Linked DNA regions of Mus musculus: region 1 is linked to region 2. A link is a loop called in an ENCODE intact Hi-C map of the cell type or tissue named here. Cell type or tissue: left cerebral cortex. All regions are shown on one strand.

Evidence for each region. A loop is a pair of places that touch in the nucleus more often than their neighbours do. Peaks named below come from ENCODE experiments on the same cell type or tissue, not always from the same donor. Only the 100,000 strongest peaks of a DNase experiment are listed, where the experiment ranks them.
Region 1: it touches region 2 in a loop (2.4-fold over the local background); 4 of 42 quality-filtered maps call a loop at or near these places.

Annotation. Positions count from the first base shown.
Region 1 is chr9:27,112,602-27,120,601 of GRCm38, reverse strand. The region is part of intron 1 of Jam3 (junction adhesion molecule 3); the gene reads left to right. Among named protein-coding and RNA genes, the nearest start is that of Jam3, 39 kb to the left of the region's middle. In left cerebral cortex, a CTCF peak has its summit at 4,641 (motif pointing right); no DNase peak of the experiment used is centred here; H3K27ac peaks cover 269 bases.
Region 2 is chr9:27,295,239-27,303,238 of GRCm38, reverse strand. It overlaps Igsf9b (immunoglobulin superfamily, member 9B), which reads right to left and starts at 4,135. Exons shown (of 20, transcript NM_001326702.1): 1 at 3,722-4,135. The coding sequence starts at 3,785. In left cerebral cortex, CTCF peaks have their summits at 4,065 and 5,823; DNase peaks (open chromatin) are centred at 2,634, 3,084, 3,327, 4,089 and 3 more places; H3K4me3 peaks cover 4,915 bases; H3K27ac peaks cover 4,661 bases.

The DNA.
Region 1 (8,000 bases), 180 kb after region 2:
AGACAGATTGTGTTAACTGTGTGTGGCTTATGCACTCTGCTCGCCTGCTCTTGGAGACCCTGTTGGGTTTCTCCCCTTCACCTGATCCACAAGTGACGACATATCCTGCTGAGTGAATTTCCAAGTCTGCAGTTTGGGTGCTCACAGTAGGCACCTTCTAGGATAGTTGGGAGGAATATAAAAGTTGTTTAGGAAAGTGGTGGCTGGCACAGAACAAGCACTCGAGGGAATTCTATATAAGAATATATGTAAATATATATGCATAAAATTGATGTACATACATAAATATAATAGTTTAGATTGTCTGGTTTGAAACACATTTCCATTTTTGACGCTGAATATACAGCGTTTTTGGGTGGGGGAAGGTGGAAGTTGGTGATGATTGGTTTGGGATTTTGTTGGTTTGCTACTCTGTTGCCCTGGCTGGCCTGAATCTCATTGTGCAGCCCAGGTTGGCTTCACACTTGTATCTTTCCTGCCTCAGTCTCTACAGTATGGGATTACAGGCATTTGTTACCATGCTTATTCATATAGCCCATTTTAAGTTGCTTTTCTGTGATGAGAATGTTGACGTGAGATTGATTTCTCAGTGAGGCCGTTTTCCCTTCCCCTCCCTCCCCTCCACCTTTCTTTTATGCGGTAGATGAAACTCGGGCCTCCTATATGCTACGTTAATGCTGTTATGTAGCTACATCTTACCCTGTTTTCCTTTTTTTTTTTATGATTTTTTCATCTATTTTATTTCCTTAGGATTCTACAGAGACAGCAGAAAAATGAAACCTTTCATGGATGTCTTCAGTTAGTTGAGTTAAAAATTGGTATTGTTGGCTAGGATGCCAGTATGGGGAATACAGGAAGGGTGTAAACGGGGCAAACTCATTTCCCTTCCCTCAGCCTTCCCTAGGAAGACATGGTTGTATTAGTTCATCTCTGTTCTCCAGTTACTGTTTTAATCGGTTCACGGTCAGTATGAACTTTTGGGTTTGGAGTTTAAAAAAAAAACAAACAGTTGAGGTATAAATTGCCATATGACAAACTGTGTATATTTTAAATATGTAATATCTAGCTTGGTAAATTTAGCATATATGAAAGGCCTTGCAACCACTACCACATCAAAAATAGTGACTAGAGCCACGATCTCCGGGTGCTTGCAGTGGACGTAGCCACCAGTCTGGCTGTCCCCAGGGGGTCTCCCACCATGTGCAGGGTTTCCTCCCAGACACATGTGTCACCACAAGAATCCTAGTCTTTCCATGTGATCTCTCCCTTTGTCACCCCTTCTTTACTGCACCCCTGCTTCTTGGGCACTGCACACATACTTGTATGTATACTAGTTTGGATTTCCTGCAGGTTTAAAAGGGGTTTTATTTGTTCAAAAATTCTTTATTTTGTGTATGAGTGTATCAGTCTCTGTGTGTGTGTGTGTGTGTGTGTGTGTGTGTGTGTGTATGTGTGTGTGTGTGTATGTGTGTGTGTGTGTGTATGTGTGTGTGTGTGTGTGTATGTGTGTGTGTGTGTGTGTGTATGTGTGTGTGTGTGTGTGTGTATGTGTGTGTGTGTGTGTGTGTATGTGTGTGTGTGTGTGTGTGTGTATGTGTGTGTGTGTGTGTGTATGTGTGTGTATGTGTGTGTGTGTGTGTGTGTGTGTGTGTGTGTGTGTGTACCTGAGTGCAGTGCCTGCAGAGGGCAGAAGACTGAGCTGCCGGATCTCCTGGAGCTGGACTTACAGGTACCTATGAGCTGTCATGTTGGTTCTAAGCCAGAACGTGCTCTTAGCCCAACCACTGAGCCCTCCCACCAACCCCTGTTTCCTAAGTGTTCTATAGCTGGATGAAACCTGGAGAACTCTTGGATCCGGCTTCTCTCACCCAGCCCAGTTACCTGAGCTTCATCTGTGTGCTGCATTAATTAGTTCAGCCTTTTTCTTGATGCACAGCAGCATGTTGTGAGACAGCACCAATTGTGTGCTCCCAATATTGACCAGAATTGGGATGATTTTAAGTTCTTAGTAACATATGTAATACACACACACATGTATAGTTGCTCTGAATATAATTTCATCCTCTTTTGTATGTAAGGTAATATGGCTAGGAAAGTAGGCATATTTCAAATTTTCAGGTCAGTTCTGCAAATTGCTTTGTATTTTCACTGGCAGCCCAGGGGAAATCAAAAGTTTGATGTCTGTATCAACAGTTGTGGTCATTCTTTTTACTTTTGGCCGTTTTTACAAGTGTGTATTTCTGTCTTACTGTGGTTTTAATTTGTAGCTCACTAATGATGTTGAGCATCTTATGTGCATCACTTGTAAGATGTCTTGCACTGCCTTATCTCTGTGGTTTTAAGAGTGTAAGCAGCCATAGATAATTAGCAAATGAAGAGGGTGGCTGTATGCCAATGAAAGTGTATGTCCTAAAGCCACAACAGCCAGCCAGCAGCTTGCATTCAGCCTTGGGATTGTACGTCATTCTTTCCTGACGTAGATGATCACGTCTGTGTAAATAAAGACGCGCTGCCTTTGCCTTTCTCACTGTTTCTGGAGACAGTCTTTCTGAGTAGCCCTGGCTGGCCTGGAACCTTCAGAGCCTCCTCCCCTGCCTCCTGCTGTGTCTTGGATTAGGGGTGCACACTGTATGGGTTTCGCTGTCCAAGTGTTCATGCCCGGGTTCACTGGCTAGAACTTCCAATACAGCATTGAATGGAAACCATGAGACTAGATGTCCTCTTTATCTTGTTCTTCTCTTAGTTAGGGTTTCCAAACCAACACATCTGATCTTAGGAAAAAGCATTCAGCATTTAATTAAAAAAAAATTATGATGAATGGATGCTAGGTTTTTAGCAATACTCTTTCTTCATCCATTGAAAATGTCTTCTTGCTGCCGTGTTTTTGCTTTTTCCTCTGAGTTGTGTCAGCCAATCAGCAGATGCTAACCCAACCTCACAGTTCTGTCCTATTTGGTTCTCCTGATGATGGCAAATTTGGAATTTTTATACTTGTGTTCATAAAGAATATTGATTGTAGTTTTCTTATAAAATCTTTGGTTTTGATACCAGAGTCATGCAGCCCTCACAGAAGGCCAAAGGTGGGAAACACTTTGTTGTGGCGCCACCACTGCCCGGCTAAGGGGAGGCTTTTAATAACAAAAATTTTTGTTTTAAGTCACTGTGAGGTTATTCTGGTTGCTTAATTCTGAGTGAGGCTTTTCAATATTTCTGTTTATTTCATTGTAATTGTTTAATTTGTAAGTATGAAATTGTTCATAATACTTTTCATGAGCCGGGCGTGGTGGTGCACACCTTTAGTCCCAGCGCTCAGGAGGCAGAGGCAGGCGGATTTCTGAGTTTGAGGCCAGCCTGGTCTACAGAGTGAGTTCCAGGACAGCCAGGGCTACACAGAGAAACCCTGTCTCGAAAAACAAACAAACAAACAAACAAAAATCCCCAAAAAACAACTTTTCATTATTTTAATTTCTATATCAGTACAATGTCCCTTTTTCTTGACAGTGTTAATCTGTGTCTTTTCTTTGTTGTTCTCGGTCCAGCTTAGTAAAGGTTTGTGAACTGTTAATCTTTAAAGAACCAGATTTTGTTCTCATTAGTTTTGTCTTCTTTTTTGTTTTCTACCATGTAGTTTTTTTTTTTGCTTTGATCTTTATTATTTCTTCCATTTTGCTTATGTTGGTCATAATTTATTATTTTTATGACTTCCCAAGATAATATCTAAGGTCACTGATGTGAATGAGACATTTTAGTTTTTTTTTAAATGTAAGTCTTTTAGGTGTTATAGATTTCAAATTTTAGTGGCCTAGCATAAAAAGTGTATGTCATATTTTCATTTTGTTCAGAATGCTTTTTAAAAAGATTTATCTCTGTGTGTGTTTGTGTCTGTGTGTCTATGAGAGTAAGTGCACACTCGTTGGTGCCACAGAGGAGAATGAAGGTGTCCGACTCCCTGGAGCTGAGGTTATAGGGGTCACTGGGAGCTGAACTTTAGGTCCTCTGCAAGAGAAGTAAGCCATCATTTAAATTTTATTTGGTCTGACAGCAGACTTTGTATGACTTCACTATTTCTTTAATTAGATATTTTCTTTATTTACATTTCAAATGTTATCCCCTTCTTTTGTTTCCCCTCCAAAAACCCCCTATCCCCTCCCCCATCCCCCTGTGACTTCACTGTTAAAATTTGCAGTGACTGCTGGTTAGAACATCTGTCTTGATGTGTGAATTTAAAAATATCAAGTAGATTAAGTTAGTAAATCTTTTTCCTTTACTAATTCTCTTCCCACTTGTTTTGTTAATTAAAAGAAGTGTTGAAATTTACAACAAAACTTTTTTTTTTGGCAAGTTTTACATTAAGCTAAGTGCATGACTCTTGGAATTTTATGTTCCCTTAAAGAGTGACACATCACTGTTAGGGAACTCGATCTGTAGAGCAGGCTAGCCCTGATCTCAGAGCTCCACCAGTTTCTACCTCCCCAGTGCTGGGATTAAAGGCGTGTGCTCACCACCTCCCAGCTTTTTATAAAATTGAAAAAAAAAACCCACTTATTTTATGTTTATGTGTGTATGTTTGCAGGATTTTTTTAAAAAAAGATTTATTCATTTCATTTATATGAGTACACTAACTGTCTTCAGACACCCCAGAAGAGGGCATCAGATCCCATTACAGATGTTGTGAGCCACCTTGTGGTTGCCGGGAATTGAACTCAGAACCTTTGGCAGAGCAGTCAGTGCTCTTAACTACTGAGCCATCTCTCTACCCACTTGTAGGATTCTGTATGTACCATATGTGTAGGAGTCCATGGAGTCTAGTCAGAGCACCAGAACTGGAATTATAGAGGGACACTGTGTAGGTGCTGGGAATTGAACCCAGGTCCTCTGCAAGAGGAATAGATGCTCTTAACTGCTAAGCCATTTCACCAGCCTATTCTTTAACATTTTTGATATTTGTTTTTATGCACTTTCTTACCTTTTGTACTTCAAGGCTCATCTTCTGAGTTCTATTGACAGAATCACCCCTTTCTCCAGTGTGCCCTACGTCCTGTTACTGGAGAATGCTATTTAGAATGCCAGGGTGCTTCTGCCTCGAGGATCTCTATGGAACGGGGCTAGATGATACATGTACTTCTGCTGCCCTGCGCATGCCCACATGTCTGTGTACATTAAATAAAAAGTGTATGAAACTTGGCTCTCTATCTACAACATGATTTATTTTTTTGATTGTTACATATGTAAAGATTTTTTTTTCTCATGTGAGTTGCTAACCCACATTACTGTTGGGGGAGAGCTAGAGTGCAGTGTCCTCTCAGATGCACTTGTCAGTAGGTCCCCCCAGCCCCCCAACAGGGATCCCAGGGAATGAGGTTCTGGTATTTGTAACTGTTTCCTTTGTCACATTCTGTCCTTCAACTTAGCTTCCTGAACATCCTAGCTGATTCTTTTGTTAATTTTCTGTACAATAAAGTTCACTCTTTATGATCTTTAATTCTAATTTCTCCACAAATGCTGAGTCATGTGTTCCCTGTTGCAGCATTATACTCCAGGAATCCCATTATGTCATCCTTCCTGGCATCTTTTGATTCTTTCTTTTTTTTGGTTTTTGGAGACAGGGTTTCTCTGTATAGCCCTGGCTGTCCTGGAACTCACTCTGTAGACCAGGCTGGCCTTGAACTCAGAAATCCGCCTGCCTCTGCCTCCCAAGAGCTGGGATTAAAGACGTGCACCACCACTGCCCAGCTTGATTTTTTCCTTTTTTAATTAAAGTAATTTATTTCATGGATAGTATATATGTTTAAGCTGAATCAACAGAGACAATGTCATGGTCATTTTTTCACAGTGGCTTTGGACATAAAAAGTGTGTAGATTAGGCAGGACTAAATTTTGAACTTTGATACCCGAAATTACTGGTAAGTAACTTCGCTAGGAAACCCTTGCTTTTTTTTTTTTTTTTCATTCTGGGCTGGAATGGTTACCTTCAGCATGAGTCTGAAATGTTTCCTGCTAAAATAGTACCTCTCACTTTCTTACGCATGGCAAAGCCATTTAAAACAAACAAGTGGGAGTTAGCCCTGGGAAGGCTGCTGCTTACTTAGCATGGAGCCTGCCACCATTAATACTTGTGAATCCCCTTGGTTGCAGTGACCCAGCCTTCCGAATGTGCCGTGGGTTGCATTTTCTTTTCTACCTCTTTAAAAATATTTTTTTTCATTCTTGCCTTTTTCTTGTACTTGTGAATTTATTTATTCAGTGAACTTTAGATATTTAGTCATGATTATATGTATGGCATTAAAGTATAGTAGTTACTCCTAATTGCTTGTTTTCTTAAACTACACATAAAACTACAATGTTTATTTTGAATCATGTTGACATTTATTTGTATACTATATTTGTATAATTTATACACTGAATATACATGCATTTCTTTAATGCTCTCTTTCCGTTTGTGAGGCACGGTCTCAGTGCAGCGCAGACAGGTGTCTGACTTGTGCATTCCGACCTTACCTCCGCTCTCTGATGCTCCGCTCTCAGCTCACTCTGCTCAGAGTTGGAATTACAGGGACCCGACTAGCCACCTAGCTCTTGGGAATATTTTTCTTATTCATCGAGGAGAGAAAAATACAACCAAGCTGCTCTATTTCTAAGTATATAACTTAGTAGCAGTGAGTTAGAAAAGTCTTTCCTGTAATAGACAAATTCTTGGTAGTGTATAGTTTTGTCCTATTTTGGTGGGACTGAGCTGAAGTTAGCCTGTACACATGAGAATTGAACTTACTCTTTTTTTTTTTCTTCATAAAACCATTCTTAATTTTCCTGGTTCTTCAGTTTCAGTTACACAGGATGCTTTTAGACCATGTTTATTTTTCTTTTAACATGTTAAAGCTGAAAGTCCTGTAGCTTGAATATGTTTCTTATTGCTAGGACAATGGGATAAAGAAATCTCATCCCTTCTTTACAGTGGTTCTGAGCATGAAGTGGAGACTCCACTTCCACCTAAAGTAGGCCCATCCTCCTCCCCTGCCCGTGACAACAGCAGCTAAGGCCGCTTCTGTGCATCTCCTCAGGCTGCAGAGCCAGACAGGGCCTTGGAGAGTGTAAGCAAGATGGAAGATTATTGCACAGTTTATACAGTTGGAATGCAAATATAACTTGGTATATACTTGAATCGAATTGAATATATTCCATTTGAATTAAATTGAGTAGATTCTTTGTAGCACATAAGAGCACATATTCTTGTCTTGGAATTCTGATACCAGAATTTGTAATGACATGCAAGTAGTGTTTACAGGACCGGCTCACAGAGTCGCACCAGGCAAGGCTTCCAGTCAGGTTAGTGTTAGGGGTGATGTATTTGCAGGTGAGATGCTCTACAGAGTAAGAATATACATTGACACGTGCTGTATATTTAGTCATCACCATTGTCATGCCTCAGTACCTCCAAGATGAGTCTCATGGAAAAGATGTCTCTCTGAGCTTTCAATTAGTCTGCTATTAGCAGCCGATGATGCTGGGCTTACGAACATGCTGACTACCCTCTCTCTCCTAAGCATATTACAGATCTATACTGGTTTCAGCTAAAGCTGGACTCTTGCAGGGATGCTGCCCAGCTCATTTGTTGTTGTATAAACTTTTTGAATGATTAAAAAGGATGGAGGCCAACAACCAATTACAAAAAGAGGTAGGCTAGTACTCTGGGGGAGTCTTTCTCTTCCTGTTTCCCCTTCTGCCTTTCTGCCTTCCGACCCTGTCCTCAGGCCTACTTGGTATTTTGTTCTTCCTCCATTCTTCCTGGAAGAGTGTTTGGTGCTGATGGAGTGCAGAGGCCACATCCCATTGGTTAAGTACTTAAGAGTGTGTGTAATGCGGGTACCCCTTTTCTTCTCGTGGTCTTTCCTCATAGAGTGAGTGCACACAGAGCTCCTCCCCTTTACAAATCCCAGACCTCTTTCAAGTGTACAAAGCAACATCTTAGAGAAAGGAGAGGAGTGTGTGTGTGTGTGTGTGTG
Region 2 (8,000 bases):
CTCATGCATATAGGAATATACATAACACATCCTAGGGCGCGTATGTATATGTACACATGCACACTTCTTCTAAGAAGCCAAAAGTTCTTACCAATCACAGCTCATCAAGATCCACTCTTCACACAAATTGTTCAACCCATCCCTGGAAGCAGAGGGAAGGGGGGGGGGGGTCATGTCACTCCAGGGTGGGGGTGGGGAGAGCAGCTGAGAAGCCTCCAGAAGGGAGCAGCTCTCGTGGAGACAGGAATCAGTTAAATCTCACTGTTCCTGATGCTATCCTAACTCCGGCCTCACCTCCCACCCCCGCATTTTCAGTGCAAACAGGAGGGCTGCAGGGAAACCTAATGAGCACCCAACAGAATGGAGAAAAAAAAAGCAAACCGAACAGGCTGGCCAACTCTGAGGACAGAGAGGGAGCCTAGACCCTGGAAAGTGCCAGGCACAGCAAAGAAGGGACGGATACAAGCTCTCTAACTGAGCAACCTTTACTCCTTGAGAAACCAGACCCCAACTCTCCGTCTCAGATATAAACTTGAAACCACCTGAACCAGGGACCTGACAACTCCAGGGACTGCTGCATGCTGGGCTATCGGCCTACTGCTTCCAGCTGACTCTTTCCAGTACTCAGCAGCATCATGCCTCCTCCCACACATACCTATTCCAGCTTCTTGCAGGGGGGCCTCCTACCAGACACACCCCCGCCTCCGTGTAAATGTCCTGAGACACACTCATACCAGCACTCACCACCCGGCACCAAGTTCTTCCCAGCTGAGAGGCTGTCCTGGGCTTTAAACATACTCCTTCTCATCTCCATCCACAAAGGAAGGCTGGGTGGACAAAGCCAGAGAGGACAGAGGGCACTGCTCCAAGCACAAGCAGAATCTGAATCAGATTTTCATTGGCCTGGGCACACAGGAGCCAGGGAGTCCACCAGCAGACTCGGTGGAGGTAACACTGGGAATGAAGAACAGACTTCCCTCCCTTACAGGAGGTTGAATGTCAATTATACCTCGCGCAGGATTTCCACATAGTGTGGAAACTCCCCCAGATTGCTGGGCAGATGTCTGTGATGCAGAGACTACTACATCAATAGCCTTCCTCCTCTCCTCTCCTCTCCTCTCCTCTCCTCTCCTCTCCTGTCCCCCTCCCTCCCTCCCTCCCTCCCTGAGACAGGGTTTCTCCATGTCCTGAAACTCTCTCTGTACAACAGAGATCCACCTGCCTCCACCTTTCTCTTTTCTTTACCCTCCCAACTGGATCACAGAGCTCAGTTACTTCCAAGATGCCTGACCAGAGTCAAAAGGAAGAGCCCATGCCCACCTCTGTCCCAGACTTGCAAGCTGACAGTTTGATGGGCCTGATTCTTTTCACCTAGAGCGACTCCTGCTTTGCACACAGTCCCTGAGGTTGAAGGATTTCTCCAAAGTCACCTCTGCCCCTCTCAGAACATCTGGATCCCATAAGGCCTCTCTCATCAGCACTGGCAACCCTGGCCTCACAGGCGAGCAGGTGCCCTTCCCCCGCTCTAGGCTGTAGCATCTGGCAGCCAGCAATACTTCAGCTTTGCAGACCTTGTAAAGGACTTCCAAGCAATTCTGCATGCCCCACCCACACTTCCCTGGGATGCAGGAAAGAGAGGTTCCACCAGGCAAGGTCAGCCCAGGAAGGGGTCTAGCTTCCTCGGAGGCAATCTTCTGAATGTCCCCCAACACACTCTTAACTCTCCGCTCCCTGCATAACCCAATAGGAATCCCATCCCATAGATCCTGAAATGCTAACACTGATGTCTGGTGAGCACATATTTCACAACAGGCACCCAGCCACTTCGTCACAGAACTGTTCACACACTCCAAGCCTCTACAAACTCCTACAGCTAACCCACTTTCCACTGAGGTAAGTGACATTTAGAAAAGCTGAGAAATGTGTCCAAGGTCACGGGGTCAGCAAGTGGGACGGCCAGGATTTGAATCTTGTCCATTTATCAGTAAGCCTATGTCTGTAAGTGCCTCATTGAGCCATTTCAGACTAAAAAGAATCCAAGACCAATCAGGTCACCCTTGCTCCCAGACAGAAGAGTAGGAGTTCCAGACAGAAGGACCAATAACCTTCACAACCAACAACCTTCAACACTGGGAAGTTCCTTCTTCAATCTAGCCATTCTGTGAATCTCGGCAATATAAACCCAATTTCCTGTAGTCTGTGTTTAAATTAAAACAAAACAAAAAAAAAATCTGTCCCTTGCTAAAGTTGGGAGGCTAGTTGAAGAGCCCTCCTTAGGTGTCTCTTCAATTCGGATGCTAGCACAGCCTTTTGTGCTTTCAGGGACAGCCCCACAGCAGAATATACCAAAACCCAGAGGGGAGGAGGAGGAGGAAGTCACTGAAAGACTGCATGGGAAGGGGGAAGGGAGAAGCACAGCAAGATCCACCTTTTTTCCATAAGCTTCTTCTGAGGTCACTCTGTCTCGGTTTTCCCACCTGACAAATGGAAACCTTTATAACCATCCCGACCATCATAGTGCTTGTTGGAAAGCTGTCCTTCCCTTCGCCCCACTCTCTCGTTTCAGAACCCCCTCTCAAGTAGCAGAGGAGATACATTCCAATCCGGAAACTTTCTCAAACCACTCCCCCCCACACGCCCCGAGGCAAGGTGCAAAAGAAGCCGGGGAAGCCCGCGCCTCCAGCAGAGCCCTTCAAAAAGGCTCCCTAGTCCGCAGAATCTCGTCACCCTGTCGCCTTCCACCCACAGACCGTTCCTCTCCCGCCGCCATCTCCCTGCTTTGCGAACTTGCCCGCAGTCGGGTCGGTTCCGCGCGCAGAAACCGTGAGCTCAGAGTCCTGGCAGCTTCCAGGCTCGGCTCTGACTTCCATACAAGGGCCGAGAGCCGGGTGCCACCCAGAGCTCTGCCATCTCCAAAGCGAAAGCCCTCGCGCTCAAGTATGCACCCCGCGCCTTGGCTTCTCCCTAGCTTTTTCTTGGGCTCAAACCCGAGAAGGCAGAAATAAAAAATCCCACTCGACTCTGAGACGCAGCTGGGCAGACCCCTCCCTCGCGGCCCTCGCCCCGAGGCCGCTGGGCCGGGCAGCCTGAAGCGCGGCGACGGCGCCTCCCCGGGAACTTTTGCCTGGCCGGGGCCCAGATGCAGTCAAGGTGGGCGCGGGCGGCCGACAGAACCAAGAAGAGCAGATGCTGCTCGGAGCCTCTAGGTCAATTCTGCTTGTCACCTGCCAAGGGGATCCGACCTCCGCGGCCAAGATGTGTGGAAAGGAAGGGCGCGGGGCGGAGAACCCGATCCCTTCGAGGCGGCTGCGGGGACTCCCAACCTCTTAATCGCGCCTCCCTTCAAGGGCTCCTCCATCCAGCGGTGCTGTGCAGGGCTGGGACGCGCGGAATCCTGCCTAAAGACCATCAAAGTCCCCAGCAGCCAGAGTTAGAGCACTAGGGGTTCCCCAAAGCTCAGATTCGACGTGTGGTTGTGAACCAAGGGGCCTAAGGTAGACTAAGTCCACTTTGATTCCAAGGCGTTCGCAGCCCAAGGGCTCCCGCACCTTCCCGCCGAGTTCCTCCCACCCGCAGTTCCCCAGCCTTTGCCCGGGCCAGTGCTCGGAGGTGCGCCTGGCCGGAGCCGGAGCCTCGCCCCCGGGGTTCGGGAGCCAGAGCCTGGAGCAAAGGTCTAAGAACGCCAAGAGGGTTGGAGGAGGGATGCTGCACTTCAACTCACCTTGAGCCACAAGACCTCGGGTGCTGATCACACTTGCTATCAAAGTGGCCACATACCAAATCATAGTACTACCGCGCGCCAGCCAAGAGCCTCATCCTATCGCAAAGTGCTCCTGCGTCTGCACACTTCTCGTGCCTCAGTGCCCGCTTCTCGCCCGCCTACGCCCCTTGCCGGTGCTCCTGTAGCCCGGGCGGCCCGCTCTCCATCCCTTCCTGGCTCCGCTCGTCTCGGCGCGCGCAGCCTCCCGGGCCCCGGCGCAGCGGCACCTGCACTGCCAACCGAGGCAGAGCGCAGCCAGGTCCACGGTGAAGCCTAGCCGGGCCTGTCCTGGTGGTCCGCCCCTGGCGGCTGTTTATTGGACAGTGCTCACGAGTCTAGGCACTGATTGGCTAAACTCTTAGTCCGTCGCTGCGCGAAGAAGGCGAGCCCATTTCAAGGTGCGTTGAAGTGTAGCGAGCACAGAGCCGCAGAATCATGCGCATTGCCTGGGAAAAGGCGTTGTAACGTCTTTGCTCTATTCTGTTCTCAGCTCAGACTGCATGGCAAGTTTCTGATTAAATAGATGGTAGCTTCTCGTACTGGCTAGTGGGACCCTAAGAATCTCAATAACCCTTGACAGGTTATCCGAGGGGATGGAGCCCCCGCCCACCTTGAGAATCCAACATCCGGTTTCTATCAAGAAAAAAAAAAAAAAAAAAGCAGTTCCCGGGAGGACCACGCTGATACGGGGATAGGGAAACCCAAGCATCCTGGGGAAACTAGGGAACGTCCTTTTCTGGAGAACGGTTCAAAGAGACCACGTGATACCTCCCCCCCCCACCCCCACTCTTTGCTCACTCTCTCAGAACACTACCTCCACCAAACGTTATATTAAGTTAGGCTCCATCCAGCCCAAAGCCAGGAGGATGACTAAAATGACCTCTAAAAGTCGCTAAATTTGGAATGAGTCATTGGCTCAGCTGCGGCGAGTCACAGACCCCTCTGGAACACATGTGCACACGTACTGCCACCCCCATTGCTGGTCATCGTTGCTCATGATTACTAAAGCCATTAACCCCCCCCCCCCAATAAATGCTGCCTCTCCTGCACACAAATGCTGCTTCCTCTCCTACCTTACTGAGAGCCCAGCCCCATATCAGCAGCATAAAGTCAAGGTGGCGTTTGTGAGCGATCAGGGGGTGAGGTAGAGAACCAAGGAAAAGGGAAAGGTCCTCCTCATTTCTGCAGAAGATAATAAATAAAGACGCTGGAAGAGCTTCCTATATCCCAGGCTCCCTACTCCAGCATCTCTTCATCTCCTCCCCCAATACAATTGTGTTTACACAAGGAATAAATGAGCATCATGAAAGCCTCTACAACCATCTCACAGTGTTCTGAGGCTGCCGTGGAGATGTTTATTCTTTCAAGCTTCTGACACAGTGCTGAGAGGCACAGCTCCCTAGGAGGGGCTGTTGGCCAGGGAAGAAATGGAGGGGCAATGAAGGCAATCTCTCAATAAGCACAGAGCATGAAGTTTCCCATAGACCAACAGCTTACTGCTGGAAAAGCCAATGTGTGCGCATGGACTCGTGTATCTCACATAGAGTGGCCTTGAGTGATGGAGGGTCATTCTTTTTGGAGAACTCCACTCTCGTTGCCATCCAGGAGATGAAAAGCTGAGGCTCCTAAGCAGAGAAGCACACACACTAATGAACTTTTATCATCTGAATAGCATCTGGAGAACTGGACTTCTGAATACCTCCTGCTTGCAAACTCGCCCTGCTCATGCGAACACACTCATGAGTTATCACTCTGTTGATATATTCCCATGGGCCACTGCTTTAGGTCCTTTCTGGGCTGACATTTCTTTCCTGGGGCTTTGGTGAAGCTGCACGCTCTAGATCTCCTTGACGCATCAATTCTCAGGCAACATGCACCAATTCTACCTCCAACACACACATATGCAAGTCTCCCCATAAACAGGTTTGCACACATCTATATACGTCCATACATACTTCCTCTGGGTCCTAAGTCTATCAAGACTTATTGGGATCCACTTGCAGAATGGGTGATGAGGCTAGGCTATGATTTAATTTTGACCTCAGAAACGTTCATGTTGTTGGAAACTTGATCCCCAAGGTGGCAGTATTGGAAGAATGGAACCTTCAAGAGGTAAGTCCTAGGAGCTGGAGAGACACTTGGCAATTAAGAACGTGCACAACTCTTGCAGAGTTTGGTTTTCAACATCCTAAGGTAATTGTCCATGATCTGTAACTACAGCTTTAAAGGATCTAACACCCCTTTACAGGCACTGCACTCATGTGCACACACACATACACACACACAAACACATATAGATATAGTTTAATATAAAGACGTGAGTTTGGGGCTGGAGAGATGGGGGGGGGGGCAGGGTTAAGAGCACTGGCTGCTCTTCCAGAGGTCATGAGTTCAATTCCCAACAACCACATAGTGGCTCACAACCATCCATAATTGGATCAAATGCCTTCTTCTGGTGTGTCAGCAACACTGTGTTCATATACATTTTAAACACACACACACACACACAAACAAACAAACAAACAAACAAAAAAAAAAAAACATGAGTTCTACTGAGAAGTCCTTAAGTCACTGGAAGCCATGCCACTGCTAGGTAATTCTCCTGGGATCTCCCTGGTAGTTCTCATAAGAAGGCTGTCATGAGCAGAGCTGGACTTGGTGGCCTAGGTAATTGTCCCAGCATTTGGAAGGTCAGAAGTACAAGATCATCCTCAGCTACACACAAAACTGAAGGTCACCCTGAGCTACAAGAGACCCTACTCTCATAAAAGAGAAGAGAAAACAAAGCGGAGGGTGGGGTGCTGTTAAGAAGGGAGAAAGGCTGGCCCCTCCTCCTCTCTACCTGCTACCTGGCTTGAAATCCAGCCGCTTGCCAGCACATGCTAAAGCTATTGCCATCTTCCATCTGTCTTGGGGCTTTGAACAGAAATAAACCAGAGCAGGTACCACAGCCGTGAGCATGCAGAATTGTGTGCTAAGTAAATCTTTCTTTTCTTCATGAGTCTACCTCCTTGAATATTTCATGATAACAAAACAAACAAACAAAACAAATCAACAAAAACAAACAAACAAAAAAAATGGTTAATACAACTGCATGACTCCAGGATTCATCCCCTTTTATATGCTCATAGCAGCATTTGACACCTGTGGAATGGTGTTCTTTGTCTTCTGAGGCTGGGATATAGGCAATATTGAGTCCATAGTCTAGCCCCAGGTCCTTCAATCCTTGAGGTAGAAGAGACGCATCTATTTAACATCTATGGAGCATCTACTTTGAGACAGTTTCTTCCCAGAAGTTGAGGAAAAGATAAAGCAGTTCCCACAGTCCATCCCTGCTATCCTTGCTTGGCCACCCATCTTGTCTTCAGGAGGATGGTAGTTTCTGCTAGGAAGTTAAAACCGTATATCAGATCAGAACTTAAAAGAATAAACTGAACTAGAGAGATGTTCAAAGGAAACTAAAAAGAATGTATTTCATCTGGAGATTCAACTGGAAATACAGGGACACAAGAGTGAAGACAGAGAGAAAAGGGAAGGAAATTGAATTGAAGAGGGAAAAAATTAGCATCATGACCATTATCATACAACATGTGCCGGTTCATTTCAGATCAGCTCAAGAGACACGTGTTGTAGCAACTGGCAGAGAGGAATGAGGCCAGTCAGATCTTTTCCTCTTAACATATGGCTGAGCATTTGACTCAGAACAAATGGCAACCCCTCCATCCCTAGCAGAGACATAGAGCTGAATACTCAGAGGCCACATGGGCCCCTTCCAAGAGGCGTAAGAAAGAGGAACACAAACCAACCCCCTTGAATTGGTGTTCCTGGTTCATTGTGGATACCCCTAATGAATATAGGTATCTGACACTATACACATTGGGTGTCAGAATATCTGTCATCTTTTAGTTTCATCAGAAGCTTCACTTTTGGAAACACGTAATTCTGCTCTTATCAGTTATTCCAAGAAAAGAAAACCAAACCACTCGCTACTTACTCTTACATGCCCAGAAGCCCTCAGAGGACACATAGAAAAGGTAGCCACTGGCAACCAAGGTTTCTCTTACACCCACTGAGCAATCAAACTGCAAACAGCAGCTTGTGTTTACCCTCTTCAGGGCTCTTGGTAGGATTTGGGGTAGGATGATGGCTGGAGCATCTCCTTACAAGGAAGAAGAGAGGCTGTAAACCAAAGGAATTTATTCAAAATAAGTTTGAAAGTGTTTGGTGTTTATACAGTTTG